Linked DNA regions of Homo sapiens: region 1 is linked to region 2. The links are chromatin contacts, found by Hi-C or POLR2A ChIA-PET in ENCODE. All regions are on one chromosome and are shown on one strand. The core of a region is the stretch at or near the end of the contact, and the rest is flanking DNA. Distances in the headings are between cores, read along the strand shown. Region 1 overlaps ITGA9 (integrin subunit alpha 9). Region 2 overlaps ITGA9 (integrin subunit alpha 9).

What was found. A loop is a pair of places that touch in the nucleus more often than their neighbours do. ChIA-PET counts read pairs that join two places held with the same protein, here RNA polymerase II (POLR2A). Pooled maps may share reads with other maps.
Region 1: a map of sciatic nerve shows a loop between it and region 2 (25-fold over the local background). The contact joins two enhancer-like sites. A Hi-C loop is called at or near these places in 2 of 168 maps with a recorded cell type or tissue (endothelial cell of umbilical vein and sciatic nerve) and 2 of 50 pooled maps. POLR2A ChIA-PET finds 5 or more read pairs at or near these places in 1 of 52 experiments (activated CD4-positive, alpha-beta T cell).

What each region holds. Positions count from the first base shown.
Region 1 is chr3:37,591,488-37,598,851 of GRCh38, forward strand. All of the region lies in intron 15 of ITGA9 (integrin subunit alpha 9), which reads left to right. Among named protein-coding and RNA genes, the nearest start is that of ITGA9, 140 kb to the left of the region's middle. Within about 2 kb of position 4,209, at least 5 of the 41 ENCODE cell types and tissues checked have a DNase peak (open chromatin) inside an H3K27ac peak, as active enhancers do.
Region 2 is chr3:37,554,851-37,561,586 of GRCh38, forward strand. The region is part of intron 15 of ITGA9 (integrin subunit alpha 9); the gene reads left to right. Among named protein-coding and RNA genes, the nearest start is that of ITGA9, 110 kb to the left of the region's middle. Within about 2 kb of position 2,032, at least 4 of the 41 ENCODE cell types and tissues checked have a DNase peak (open chromatin) inside an H3K27ac peak, as active enhancers do.

The sequences.
Region 1 (7,364 bases), core at 2,959-5,458, 39 kb after region 2:
GGAGCTGGAGTGATAGAGAAGGAGTTGGCAGCATTTAGAATGGAGTCAGGAGGAAGATTTCTCTGGGGGGTTGGATTCATAGATCTGCTTTGGGGCTGTCTCCTCCTCCTCAGCTGTAGACCTCGGGGGTCCAGACTTTCCTTGCACACAAAGCCTAGGCCTTTCCTATCAGCCTGTCTGTGGACCTTAGCCAACAGCCTGAGCCTCACTGCTTGAGCCTTGGCTGGATTAGGGAAATGTCTCTGGCACTTTCCTTCTTGGCTGTCTGTGGAACCTGTCTCTACATTCTAACCCATCCCCAGCAGCACTGGCCTTGAGGGCCATGTTTCTACCCCTGATTCCCAGCCTGAGCGCCTTGGGTTTCTCCTCAGAAGCCTTGTCTGGGTCTGCATGGAATTACTTTGACAAAGGATGGGATGTTTTTCTAGGTTATGAGGGCCTGGACATTTGCCTGCCTGGGGTTTTAAAAGAAGGCAAATATATAGAGTGGGTTTTGGAGCCCTGAACTTAGTCATGGGTGGATAGGGGTGGGCTGAGGAGGGGGTGCAACCTCTGCCTTCCCTCCCCACGCCCCCATATTCTGAGATGGTAGAGAACCCTTTCATTCCTCCAGCCTGTCTCTTTCATCCCTCTATGGACTGAGACATCTCCCTTTACACCAGTTTTTTACTTAAACATGCTTATTAGCCTCCATTAAGAAAAAGGTAACCCTGTGTATACCTGTATTAACACAATGCTAACTGCTGCAACAAACCCTCAGTTTTCAATTACTTGACCTACTAGATGTTTGTTCATTGCTCATGTGTCAGTCAAATAAGGCTATTCCTCGTTGAAGGTAGCTTCCTCCACGTGGTGATTCTGGGACTGCAGTTGCTTTCCATTGCTGCTGCTGCAATTCCTTAGGACCTCCAGGATTTCTGCCTCCTGGGGGCAGGAGGAGAAAGAAGCAGTGGAGAAGGCACACCCACCCCTTAAACACTCCAGCCTAGAAATGACCCACATCCCTTCTACCGACTTTCCATTGGTGGGAACTAGTCACATGGCCACAGCCGGCCTCAGAGGAGGCTGGGAAATGTGGGTCCAGGCTGGGCACCACCTTGGGAATGACTCCACATATCAGTGGTAGGAGATGGAGAGGAGGGGGTGTACTTGGGAAACGGCGAGGTCAAGTCAGCAGGGTGGATTGAGAATATGTAGGGGGACGAAGCCAGGAGTCCAAGGACCCCTTGGGTTTCTGGTTTGGAGAACAGGGTGGATGGTGCCTCTGAAGGCAATGGAGTTAACAGGAAGATGGACGATGCTGAGAGGGAAGGCTCATCTGTCAAGTGCCCAGCAGGGGTGGGTGCTGTAAGAATGTTTTGTGAATGCAGGAATGAGGAGAAACAGTAGTGAATGAACTTGAGTCCCTTCTGCCAACCCCTTGCAGCTATAGTGGAGAAAAACTGTTTGGTAGCTGTACTCCATAGCCTGAAACCATAGCACCTGATGAAATTGGACCAATCTGTTTTCAAATACAAAGCTAGTAGTTAGAATAACCAGGGGGAAAAAAGCATAATCAGTAGCCCCATGTCTTTGCACAGGCTGCCATAAAAAAAGGTACAGTTGTTTCTCAGTATGCATGGGAGATTGGTTCCAGGATTCCCAATGGATACCAAAATTCATAGATGCTCAAGTCCCTGATATAAGGTGGCATCGTATTTGTATATAACCTACATATATCCTCCTGTATACTTTAAATTATCTCTAGATTACTTGTAATACCTACAACAATGTCAATGCTATGTAAATAGTTGTTATACTGTATTTTGGGTTTTTTGTTGTATTGTTATTTTTATTGTTTTTTTCCTGAATATTTTTGATCTGTGGTTGGTTGAATCCATGGATGTGGAACCCATAGATACAGAGGGCTGACTATCCCATAAATTGGGTGGGTTACACAACAGAAATTAATTTGCTCACAGTTTTGGAGGCTGAAAGCCCACAATCAAGGTGCCAGCATAGTTGGTGTGTGGTGTGGGCTCTCTTCCTGGCTTAGAGACGGCCACCTTCGTGCTATGTCCTCACATGGCAGGGAGAGAGAGGGAGAAAGCTCTCTAGTGTCTCTTCTTATATACCATCATGAAGGCTATGACCTCCTCTAAACCGAATTATATCCTGAAAGGCCCATCACAGTGGGAGTTAGGGCTTAAAAATGTGAATGTGGTGTTGGAGGACACAATTCAGTCCACGGCATCCAGTGGCGATGTCTCCCCAGGCATAGAGTCCTCTTCTGTGTTGGGTATTGTCTCTCTAAGCTGCGGGGAAAGGGAAGGCAGCAGATTGGTGTCCTGGCCCATCCACTTCAGGTGAGAAGGATGCCTGCTGTCCTCGTGTGGACACAACTTCCTCTGCTCTCCTTGGCCTTGGCCTCTTTGCTTTAGGATATGATGCCCAGAAGGGCTCGAAACTGGCATGACTCAGGAGTCTGACCAGGGGCAAGCAGGCTGCCTCTTGCTCCTCCCCAGAAAGGGAGAGCCAGCTGAGGGTGACACCTTGGGCTGCAGCCACAGGCCACTTTGCCACTGGGCTCACCCACGCTGCTGCTGCCACACGTGGGGCCAAGGGTGACAAGGTTGCCAGGGAGCCTGGGATCGGAGTTCCAGGGCCATCTGAGCTCTGGGTCAGCAGCAGTCATTGGAGCAGGGATCTGGGGAGGCTTTTCACGTGGGGGTTGTTGAGATAGGGGTCTGGCCCCATTCCTGCCTGACTGGCAGTCTTCATTAATGTACGTTTATACCAGGAGCAAGTGGAGCTGGGGAGGGGACTCACATCTCTGTCTGTGGGAAGCAGGGCAGAGTGAGGGAGAGTATGGCCTGCTTTCTAGCTGATATCTCCCCTTGCTCTCAGCAAGCTCCTCTGCCTCTTCCTTTCCTTCTGGTAAAGCATAAGGAGAGGACTCAACAGTAAGGACTAATATTTGACAGTGAGGAGCAGATAGAGTTTTTTAGGCAGGGGTCACTGTTAAGGAAGTTTGTATTTTTTTTTTTAACTTCCAAATAAAGCTTGAAGTGTCTGAGAGGCTGCATAACAGAGGTGAAGGGCACAGACTTGGGAGCCCCATGGCCAGGATTTGAATCTGAACTCTTAGGCAGGTCCCTGAACTGCTCAGCCCTCAGTTTCCCGTCTGTAAATGGTGATAACAGTACCTTCCTAAGGTCATTATGAGGACTAAATGAGTAAACATTGATACAGTGCTAACAACGCTTAATAGAGTACTTACAACACTTCACTTAATAAGTGCCATATGGTGGGTGTTAAATATATATTTTGGGGAACGGGGTCTCGCTATGTTGCCCAGGCTAGAGCGCAGTAACTATTCACAGGCACAGTCAGAGCCCACTACAGCCTCCAACTCCTGGGCTCAAGCAGTCCTCCTTCCTCAGCTTCCCAAGTAGCTGGGACTACAGGCATGTACCATTGCACCCAGCTAAATTTTTAAAAATTAAGTCTTGTTGAAGAGTGAGTAGAAACCAGAGTGGTGATAATTTCTGGTTCTCCCTAGTCATCTCCCTCAAGAATTTCCCAGTTACTTCTCCTGGAAGATCCGCTTCCTTGTTTTGTTGTTTTTGTTTTTGTTTTTGTTTTTTTTTGACTTTGAGACAGGATCTCACTCTGACACCCAGGCGGGAGTGCAGTGGTACAGTCTCCGCTCACTGCAGCCTCAGCAGCCCAGGCCCAAGTGATCCTCCCACCTCAGCTTTCCAGGTAGCTGGGCAGTGTCAGCAGCTCTCCTATGGCCAGCTCCACCACCAGGTCAGACAGTACCCTTGGCAACCTGTGGACCAGGCTGGGGAAGAAGAAAATCTAGGAAGAAAAGGCCACACAAGGAAGAAGTGCAGATGGCAGGGGATTCCGGTGGCCAGGGACCAGATGGGAGTCCGAAAGCTACACAGAGCAAACAACCAAAATTGAAAGCAAACAGACTCTGAGTTGAGAAACCTGTTCTCCCTATCCAGAGCATACAATTCAGAAAATGCCGGAACAGCATAAACACTGCAAAACAAATCCAGCTATGTAATCCCTTTATTTTAGTAATTAGAGGTGGCACTGGGAATGCTGGTAACAGTGGAGTTTGACTCAGATCCCCTTGACCTCACTTGGCTTTTCCTCCATGTTCCAACAACTTGTTAAGTCTGCTTCTCCATTCCATTCCTTTCCCGGCGTGGTGTTTGGGTTTGTAGGCAGGATGGCCATGTATGCACAAAGAAAGCTTTGGGGCAGTTTCCTGCCACCCAGTTTTTATGAACATTCTCTTTGCCCCATGTGTGGCAGCAGAAGGCAATCCAGCCCTCAGCCTGGACCGCCGACCTTGTGTGTTTGTCTCCCTCTGTGCCTAGGCCCGAGAGGCCATTAGAAGCCCCATTTGTGTGTCTCAGCATGGCAGGAAGGTCAAACCGCTGCTTCCTGGTTGGAAATGGTTTCTTCATTGATTCATCAGGTCAGTCAAGCATTTACTGAGCACCCACTGGAGCCAGCATTGTGCAAGGTGCTAGGAATACAGTGATGAGGAAAAGCAGACATAGACCTTACCCTTCTGAAAGTTCCACTAAAAATCAAATAACTGTGAACAAATGTCCCCTTCCTGCTGTGATACCTGCCATAAAGAAACATGTTACTATTAAAGTATAACCAGATACTCACATGTGACATTCTCTTGTTGGTTTTCCCTGAGTGCAAAAGAGGTGGTGAGTCTTTCTAAATCCTGAGTCAAGATGCTTGACCACTTATTAGGACTTGAAAAGAGAAAGGCTACAACTCAGTTTTGGACCCTTAGTCCCTTATCAACATCGAAGGTACAGAAGGATTGACATCAGAGAGGCCCAGGAAGTTTGACATTGGAGAGAGGCGTTTTTGGAGAAGGCTGATGGGCTGGGGGGTGTTTTCCGACCTGAGCCCCTTGGAGGAGAGAAAAGGGTGTTCTTCCTCCAGCCCAGAGAAAGGAGGAGACCAGACAGGTCTAGCTCCTGAGAGCTAGCCTGACTTTCTTCCAGAGTCTTGGAGAGCACAAAGATGTGTGTTGATGTACAGCTTAAAGGGGAGTTAATGGAGCCCTGAGAATGTCCTGCTCCCCCGGAGGAGGACATATGAGTGCATCTCAGGGTGAAAGCTGGCTAGGAGCTATTTAAAAGGGGTTGTACCTTAGGTGACCCTAGGGAGAGGTGATGGGACCATACCCAAAACACAAGGGGTCTGGGGCCAGCGGAGGAGACCTTGTTCCCTCTTGGGAGTTGCAGGGGAGTGTCCCAATGCTCAGGAAGCTCCAGGGAACCTTCAGTGTGCCTGAAAAAAAGTCAACCTGGAATACCCACCAAGCTAAGGGAGGTCAGCGTGCAATGCCACAAAGCCACAGAAGTCTCTAGAGCGACTCAGCTTTAAACAGCTGCCATGGCCAGAGAAAAGCCAACACCCAAAGACACCAGTTCCAACTAGGTGTGGCTTCTCCTCCCCTCCTCTCCTCCCCTCAAAAGGTGTTCTAAGCAGCTGCTGGGAAAGGGGGTGAGAGGAAGTGACTGCAGCTTTTTTATCTCCCACTTCCCACCCTCTAGCAACCTTCAAAGCCTGAAGTAGGGCCAAGTTGGAAGAGGCGAGGAAGTTTAACTTTAAATGAAATTTGGAGTTTTTCACTAATACGCAGGACTGGTCATTTTGATACTGAATGGGATTATTCTGGAGATTAAAGCAATGGAAAGACTTTTCATGATCTAAGAGTGATCCAAGAGATAGTGGGACCTGCTCAAGGTTTCATCCAGGAGGCCAGGGAGAAAGGGCCAACCTCAGTATCTAAGGGTTAAGGGTGTGCAAGAGAGTGCAATCAGTATTGCATTTCAGCAGATCAGCCAAGCTGCAGGATAGGTGACAGATATGAAACGATAAATGTGGAGGCAGGGAGACCAGGTAAGAAGTCTGCGGTGGTCTAATGGTGGAGGTGAAGAGAAGAGGGCAGGCTGCAGAAAAGGCAGGATACGAGGTAGAACTCCCACAGTTTCCTCATCTCTATTGTACATAGTAATCAGGGTCTAACATAGCTTCCCTTTCCCACCTACGACCTATGAGGTGCACCTGTCCGTAGTAAGTACTCAGTAAATGACTGGTGAATGAATGTGTTTTAAATAAGGTATATAGTGAGAAAAGTGAGCATTGGAGTCTATTTCAGTTATGTGTTACAATAATAATGCTGCAGAACAAACTCAAAACTTCAGTGGCATACAATACAAAGCATATAGTTTGTGCAGCTGGGATTAGCAGTGGCTTGGCTAGCTGGCTCTGCTGATTTGGGCAGGGCTTGTTCATATAGCTAGGGGTCAGCTAGCTGTTGGTTATCTAGACTGGCATTGGCTGGGGTGACTGGGGCAACTCAGCACCGCTCCATGCATATCTCACTGTCCAACAGGCCAGCCTGGGCATATTCACGTGGAGACTGAGAAGCACGAGAAGGCAGAATTGGGCCCTTGATAAGATCATCCTAACACAGAGGCAGATGTAGATTTGAACCCTATTTGCAACAGTCACTAATCATGTGATCTTCGGTGATTTATTTTACACTTTGTGGCTTAATGTCTTTATCTGTAAAATGGGGCTAGGAAAATTTATCTCACTGGGTAGTCAGGATTACATAAGAGTAATAACATCTCATTCCCACTATACCATCCTGAGAGGGTAAATAATTCTGCCTATGACGCAGGTATAGAAATAAAAAAGACTATGAAAAGATTAAAAAGAGCTCAAATGAAGGGAAGATAATTCTAGGCAGAAGAAAGAGCATGTTCAAAGGCTGTGTGAGTGAAGAGGTGGGAGAGTGTGCTGAAAGGTGGGCAGAAGCCTCTCTGCCCTGGGGGAGGGGATGGTGCCAGGGAGCTCTAATTGTATTTTGCTGGCACTGGGGAGCCATGGAAATTTCTGTAGGAAGGGAGAGATTTATTTTATTCCACAAACATTTATTTGGCACCTATGATGTGCAAGGTATTCTTTAAGATGCTTGGGAGACAGTAGTGATTAATCAATGTCCAGTGGGAGAGTCAGGGGGGTCAGGAAGATCTTGGCACAGAATGAGGTCAGAGTGAGAGAGGTCAAGATTGGCTGGCCAGGGGTATTAGCCCTGAGATACACTGCTGCTCTATGGGATTTTGCCCCTCATTCACAAGCAGAGGGCCTACCCTTAGGCCCCAAGTGTGTCAAGCCCCCTCTGCTTACAAAACTTTATTTTTCACAACCAAAGGTGGTTCATAATGGTGGGCTGAGGAGGAAGCAACTGAAGTAGGGGAAGCTCAGAAGTCTCTGAGGGTCCTTCCCACCAGGAATCTCCCCACTTGAACCTAAGGCTGGGA
Region 2 (6,736 bases), core at 782-3,281:
CTGGAGTTTGTTTTTAGACACACTGGTAGATGTTTAAGTGTGTATGCGTATGTATGAGTCTTCAGTTTGAGTAGTAGTCTGAGTAAGAAGTATCAATTTGGGAGTCGCCAGCAGACAGATGGTATTTAATGCCAGGAGATTTGATGAGATCACCCAGGGTGTGAGGGGAGATAGAGAAGAGAGGGGGACCAAGGGCTGAGCTGTGGACACTCCAACACTAAGAGCATCTTTTCCTCCTACCCCTAAAATGGCTCTGGGGCTCCAGCCATTGTATGTGTTTTTCATGCAGGAAGAAGTGGGACATGCAAAGGGGCTCTTTATAATCTGGTCTGAGGCCCCTGTAAAGAGCCTCCAGTGACTTCTGCTTATAACGCATTGACCATCCATATTTTAAAAGAGGTTGGAAGATGTCTAAGTACCAGCTAGACATCTTATAAATCCTATCACTATAGAGTTTTGCTCTCCAGCAGAACTTTCTGTGATGAAGGAAATGTTCCGTATCAGCACTGTCCAATATGGTGGCCAGTGACCACATATGACTGTGAGCACTTAAAATGTGGCTAGTGCCAATAAGGCATTGACTTTTTACTTTTCTATACTTTTAATTAATATAAATTCAAACTGAAATAACACATGTGGCTAGTGGCTACCATGTTGGACAGTGCAGATATTGAAGTTTGATTTTTAAGAAGGAGAGGGACAGACACTGGACAGACAACTCACAGCTCCTGCCACAGTACAGCATGGAGCCTCCCAAGGCACTAGTCACACAGATCAAGCCACACAGCCAAATGGAAATACAAATAATAGATTGAGGTCACATTGACTGTTTCACGTTGTACTTAGACATGCTGATTAAAACCTGAGTTGCAAGTGTACCATGGAACATAATCTCTCCCTCTAGTGTTTTGGAACAATCACACACAAATGTTTATATCCACATACAGGCCCCATATACAATGGGGGAAACAGAACAGAAGAAGGTTGGATGGTTCACCAAGTTGAGTGGGTCCTTCAAAGGATGTCACCATCTTGGATGTGATGTTTTCTGTTTTCAGTGGCATAGAACTAGATAAAAGGTGGCAGTGCAGAGGATGGAAGTGGTATTGCTCAGTGGGAAAGGGAAGGCATTTTAGGTTTGGGACATATTACAATATTGCCTTTTAGCGTAGAAAAGCCCTCCTTCCTGATGCTCTTGCTAGTGCTGGGTGGAAAGATTCCCTTTCAACTCAACATGTGTGAAGCACATGAACTGAAGCACTCTTCCTGCTTAGCATGGCAGGGGCTGGGCCAGGCCAGGGTGGACCAGGTCTTGCTCTGATCAACCACATGGTCTCAGGCAAGTTGCTTCACCTTTACTGCTGAGCTTCAGTGTCCTCAGCTGAAATGGGGAGCAGAATACTGACTTCTTAGTAGGGGTCTGGTAAACACTGGGCCCCTTTTTCCTTCTGCTCTACCCTGCAAATCTTTTCCTCTTTCTAACTGCCTCTGCATTTGGAAGGGGTCAAGACTCGTTTCATAGTTTTTTGGGGGATTAAAAAATGATTAGAAGCAGATGGTGAGAAGAAAATAGAAAGTATGGAGCAAATAAGAAATGTGGGAAGAGAAGAGGGCAAATGGTAAGGCAGCTCTCGGAGCTGGCACGTTCTTTCTCTCTGGACCAGAGCAAGCCAGAGCCTCTCAGTCATCTTCACGGGCTGGTTGACAAGGACTCCTCACGTTAGCGTGCACACGAAGAACCTGGGACCTTGTTCAATGCAGATCCTGATACAGCAGATCTGAGGTGAATTTCTAGCAAGCTCCCTGGTGACGCTGGTGCTGCTGGTCCATAGACCACAAAGCAAGGAGCTCGAAGACATAGATACCAAAAGTTACAGGGGAAAACGGACAAAGCCACCAGCTGGCAGTTGATGCAGGTATCAGAAGCAAGTGGGCCTCGGAGGGGCCAGATGCCTCTCTCCTCACACTGACCGTGAGAGCGAGTGCTCCTCATCAACAACGTGGGGCCAGGCTTGAGTCAGCAGCACTGACTTTATGTGACCTAGTGCAGCTCGCCAGCCCACGCTGATGTGTGTTAATGGAGGGGGTGCCCCTTATAGGAGGGTGGTGTGGGCTATAATTTCTTCTGCATTCTCTGCCTATTGCTTGAAGGACAGTGTTGTCAGCAGTCAACTGACTGAGCTTGACTTTTCAGCAGTTTTTTTAAACTTCACTGCAGTGTTTTTGGACACAGCTATGTCAGAAATCTATTTCCCCTTCTCAGAGACCAGGAAGCTCTTGAGGTACAAGCTCTTATTAAGCAGAAAATTTTAAAGTGGTTTTCCTTCTCCTTTTCTTGGGTCTGCTTTCTTGGGGCAAACAGAATACGAGAAGCCAGCTTAGAAATTGCATGGGTCCTTCCTGCATTTTGTGAGAAAATGGTGGCCTCCTATATTTCTTCCCTGACAGGTTACTGTGGGCCACCAGCCTCCTTGGTGACTTCTGTTTTGCAGATGGGGAATTTGTTGATTGTAGTGAGTACGCTGTGTGCGGCAGAAAGGATTCTGTCACCTACAGAGAGCTAGGGAAGCGCCCAGGCTGAGGAAACCCACCCCTTCGAAGCAGCCATCCATAGGTAGCCTGGGGGTCTTTTCACAAGACAGCCCTAGCCCCAGTTCATGGGAGTTGGAACAATGGTGGGTCCAATGGTGGATGAATAGTTTATTCACATGCATCCCAGGAGATTTGTGTGAAGAGGGTGACAGAGAGTTGCTTCTTTTAAAAAAAATGTATTAAGGGCTATGTAAATAAAAAGAAGAAATTAAGTTGTAACAGTAACAATAATAGCTATCTTTTATTGAGCATTTACTATATGCTACATGTTTTACATGTACATGAAGTCCTTATAAAGAATACAATTACATATGTTAATATGTGATTATATACAGAAAATTGTATCAGAATTATATCTACATATATAAAAATAAAATAAAATCTCATTTTACCATTGAGGGATCTGAGATTTAGAGCATTTAATTTATTTAAGATCTCACAGCTGGTAAGCAGCCAAGTCTTGGGTTTGAATCCCATCCAGCAACCAACTAGTTCTATGACTTTGAATGCAAAAGATGATGGCTTTTCTCATTATTATTACCTAGTTAGTCTGAGAAAGAGAAAACTCCATTCTGGATGGCCCATTTCTGGGTGGATTGGTGCTAGGTTTCTCCTGGTCTTGGACGAGGTTGCACTTTTCAGCCGCTCCTGTGCACGTGTGTCCGTGCTCTGAGGTGGGAGGAAAGCTCAATGTGGGTCTGTGAGTCCAGGGCAGGCAGGAGTCCTGGGGACTGGAGGTTCTCTGCACTTCTGTTTGATCTTCCCTGCCTGTCTGTGGCCTCTGCAGTTTAAACAATGACTGTCACTTAAACCTCTTCTGAAGAGCTTGAAGTCTGGTCCATGCCTTCAGCCCACCAGCATGTGTTGAGTACCTGTTGGGTACACAGCTCTGTGTCTGGTGGAGGGGAAACAAAGATTAAAAAGACTGGGCCCTGTCCTCCAACAGCTCAGGTTATTTCATGCCTGCATTCGGGGCACTGTCTTACTTGGCCTAGTCCCACACTTGTCCCTCCCACCCCTTGCTTCTCTATTTTCAATTCACTTCTGTTTCTACACACATCAGTGATGTAGTGTCCTATGTACAGGTGTGCCTGGGACAGTCCTGGTTTATGCCTGTTGTCCCAGCATAATCATTAATAGTTCTCTATTTCACTCTCAAGTGTTCCGATTTGGATGGCACCCTATTTATTGAGTGCTCATTGTGTGCCAGACACTGTGCTGGGCCCGGGGCAGATGGAGACTCGTAAGCCATAACCGCTGCCTCCCAGGAGCTAGTCTGCTGGGGCATCCGTTCTGAATACCATGACTTGGCAAGTGAAGCATTCCCATGCCTTCCAGACTCCTGGCTCTGCCTGTGTGAAACGTACTCCATTTCCAGAGCCAGCTGCCGAGCTTTTTCCCCTGGGCTGACTTTCCACCACCCTGACCTGCGATTCCTCTCTGCTAACCCTCCTCTCACCGTTCTCCCCAGGGTGGGCTGTGGGCCTTCTGGTGCTGAGCTCCCTCACATCTGAGCTGTCTTAGCACCTTCTTTCCACCTGTATTTGTGTTACTTGGATATTTGTGTTTTATCTTCTGTACCAGAGCATAGGTTATTTTAAAGCAGGGAGCTTATGGCATTCAACACTGTCACCCTGGGAATAGGACCCCCAAAACACTTTATTTCTCAAATAAATGATGGAGTAGGTTCCAGCGTTGTTTCTTCCTTGCTGTCCATTTCTAAGGATGAGTAAAGAGTTAACGTATTGAACTTGAAAGGAGAGATTTTTTTCCCTCTTGTAATAAATCAAACTTTTCTGAATCTGGAAAAGTGATGGATGAAACTATGTGAGCACACACACACACACACACATATACACCCCATAACCATTTTGAGGTCATTTAATAAGGGATTGCTTTCTGGATAATCTCGCTCCTTGGGTATAAATCTAATGTGAAAGGGCAGGGGTCAGATATTTACCCCAAAGGGTTGGTGTGAGGATAAAATGAGGCATTGCTTTTAAAGTGCTAAGCTCAGCCCACTGAAAAATACGCAAATGCATCAGAAGAGTCCTCTGTAAATCCACTGAGCTGGAATTTCCAAGCAGGTGTCCTTGCTGCCTCTTGTTAGCCTTTTGTGAGTTAATTCTTTGTTTAATAACAAAGAGCTGCCAGATGGTAATTTTGGAGGCTCAGATACACTCTGTTGCACGTGCCTGTCCAGCTTACTTAAAATATGTCAGAAAGAATGAGGGAATGACTCAAACAATTTCAGGAAATGGTTCAAGGCTGTGTAACCTTTAAGGAAAACCACACGGAGCCATTACCTTGTGTTGAAAGGCAGCTCCCTGGCTCCCTGGGAGGCCTGGTGGCAAGCAGTGAGACACTTGATTTAGGTGAAGGGGGGCCCCAAGGCAGTGGTGCCTCCCTTCCTTCTGCCCAGAATTGAGGTGTTGTCCCTACAGTGGAAACTCAAGAGCAGCACTGTCTGATAGAAATATAATGTGGTCACATCTGTAATTGTAAATTTCCTTTTTTTTAAAATTATGCTTTAACTTCTAGGGTACATGTGCACAACGTGCAGGTTTGTTACATAGGTATACATGTGCCATGTTGGCTTGCTGCAGCCATCAACTCATCATTTACATTAGGTATTTCTCCTAATGCTATCCCTCCCCCAGCCCGCCACCCCCCGACAGGCCCCGGTGTGTGATGTTCCCTGCCCTGTGTCCAAGTGATGTCATTGTTCAAGTCCCACCTATGAGTGAGAACATGTAGTGTTTGGTTTTCTGTCCTTCTGATGGTTTGCTGAGAATGATGGTTTTCAGCTTCATCCGTGTCCCTGCAAAGGACATGAACTCATCCTTTTTTATGGCTGCATAGTATTCCATGGTGTATATGTCCCGCATTTTCTTAATCCAGTCTATCATTGATGGACATTTGGATTGGTTCCAAGTCTTTGCTATTGTGAAGAGTGCTCCAATAAACATATGTGTGCATGTGTCTTTATAGTAGCATGATTTATAATCCTTTGGGTATATACCCAGTAATGGGATTGCTGGATCAAATGGTGATTCTAGTTCTAGGTCCTTGAGGAATTGCCACACTGTCTTCCACAATGGTTGAACGAATTTACACTCCCGCCAACAGTGTAAAAGTGTTCCTATTTCTCCACATCCTCTCCAGCATCTGTTGTTTCCTGACTTTTTAATGATCACCATTCTAACTGGCATGAGATGGTATCTCATTGTGGTTTTGATTTGCATTTCTCTGATGACCGGTGATGATGAGCATTTTTTTTTCTAGTAGCCACATTGAAAAAGTTAAACAGGTAAAACTAATTTCAATAACATATATCAGTTTGCTAGAGCTGCCATAATGAAGACCACAGACTTGTGGTTTATATGAACAGAAATGTATTTGCCCACAGTTCTGGAGGTTGGAAGTCCAGGATCAGGTGTCCACAGGTTTGGTTTCTCCTGAGGCCTCTCTTCTTGGCTTGTAGATGACTGCCTTTTCCCTGTGTCCCCGCATGGTCTTTCCTCTGTACTCATATCTCTGGGGTTTCTGTGTGTCCACATTTCCTCCTATTCTAAGGACTCCGGTCAGATTGGATTAGGGCACACCCTGAGGGCCTCGTTTTAATTTAATCAACCCCTTTAAAGGCCCAGTCTCCAAATACAGCCCCATTCTGAGGTACTGGGAGTTAGGACTTTAACACAGGAATTTTGGGGGAACACAGTTCAGCGCATAAAAATGTATATTATTTAGTCCAATATAGCCAAAATGTTATTATTTCAACATAAAATCAATAAAATGTTAATGAAATATTTGCCTTCTTTCCTGTACTAGGGCTTTGAAGTCTGGTGTGAATATTAGCCCCATTTTATGATCTCATTAGGCACACGTGGGTAGTGGTGACCGTATCAGACAGTGCAGGTCTAGTGTCGAACCTCCTAATCTCTTGGGAGACCTTGGGATTGTCGTAAGGAGGCCTGAGTGAATTCATAAAACATATGCAGTTCCTGAATCAACTAATAAGTAAAAGTATACCTTTTATCACCTGAGGTTCTGGTAAATATTTTGGTATTATAAAGGTTGCTTTCACACTTACAAAAGTTAAGAAGCATGGTTCTGACTTTCCTAAACTGGGGTTTCTAGAGCC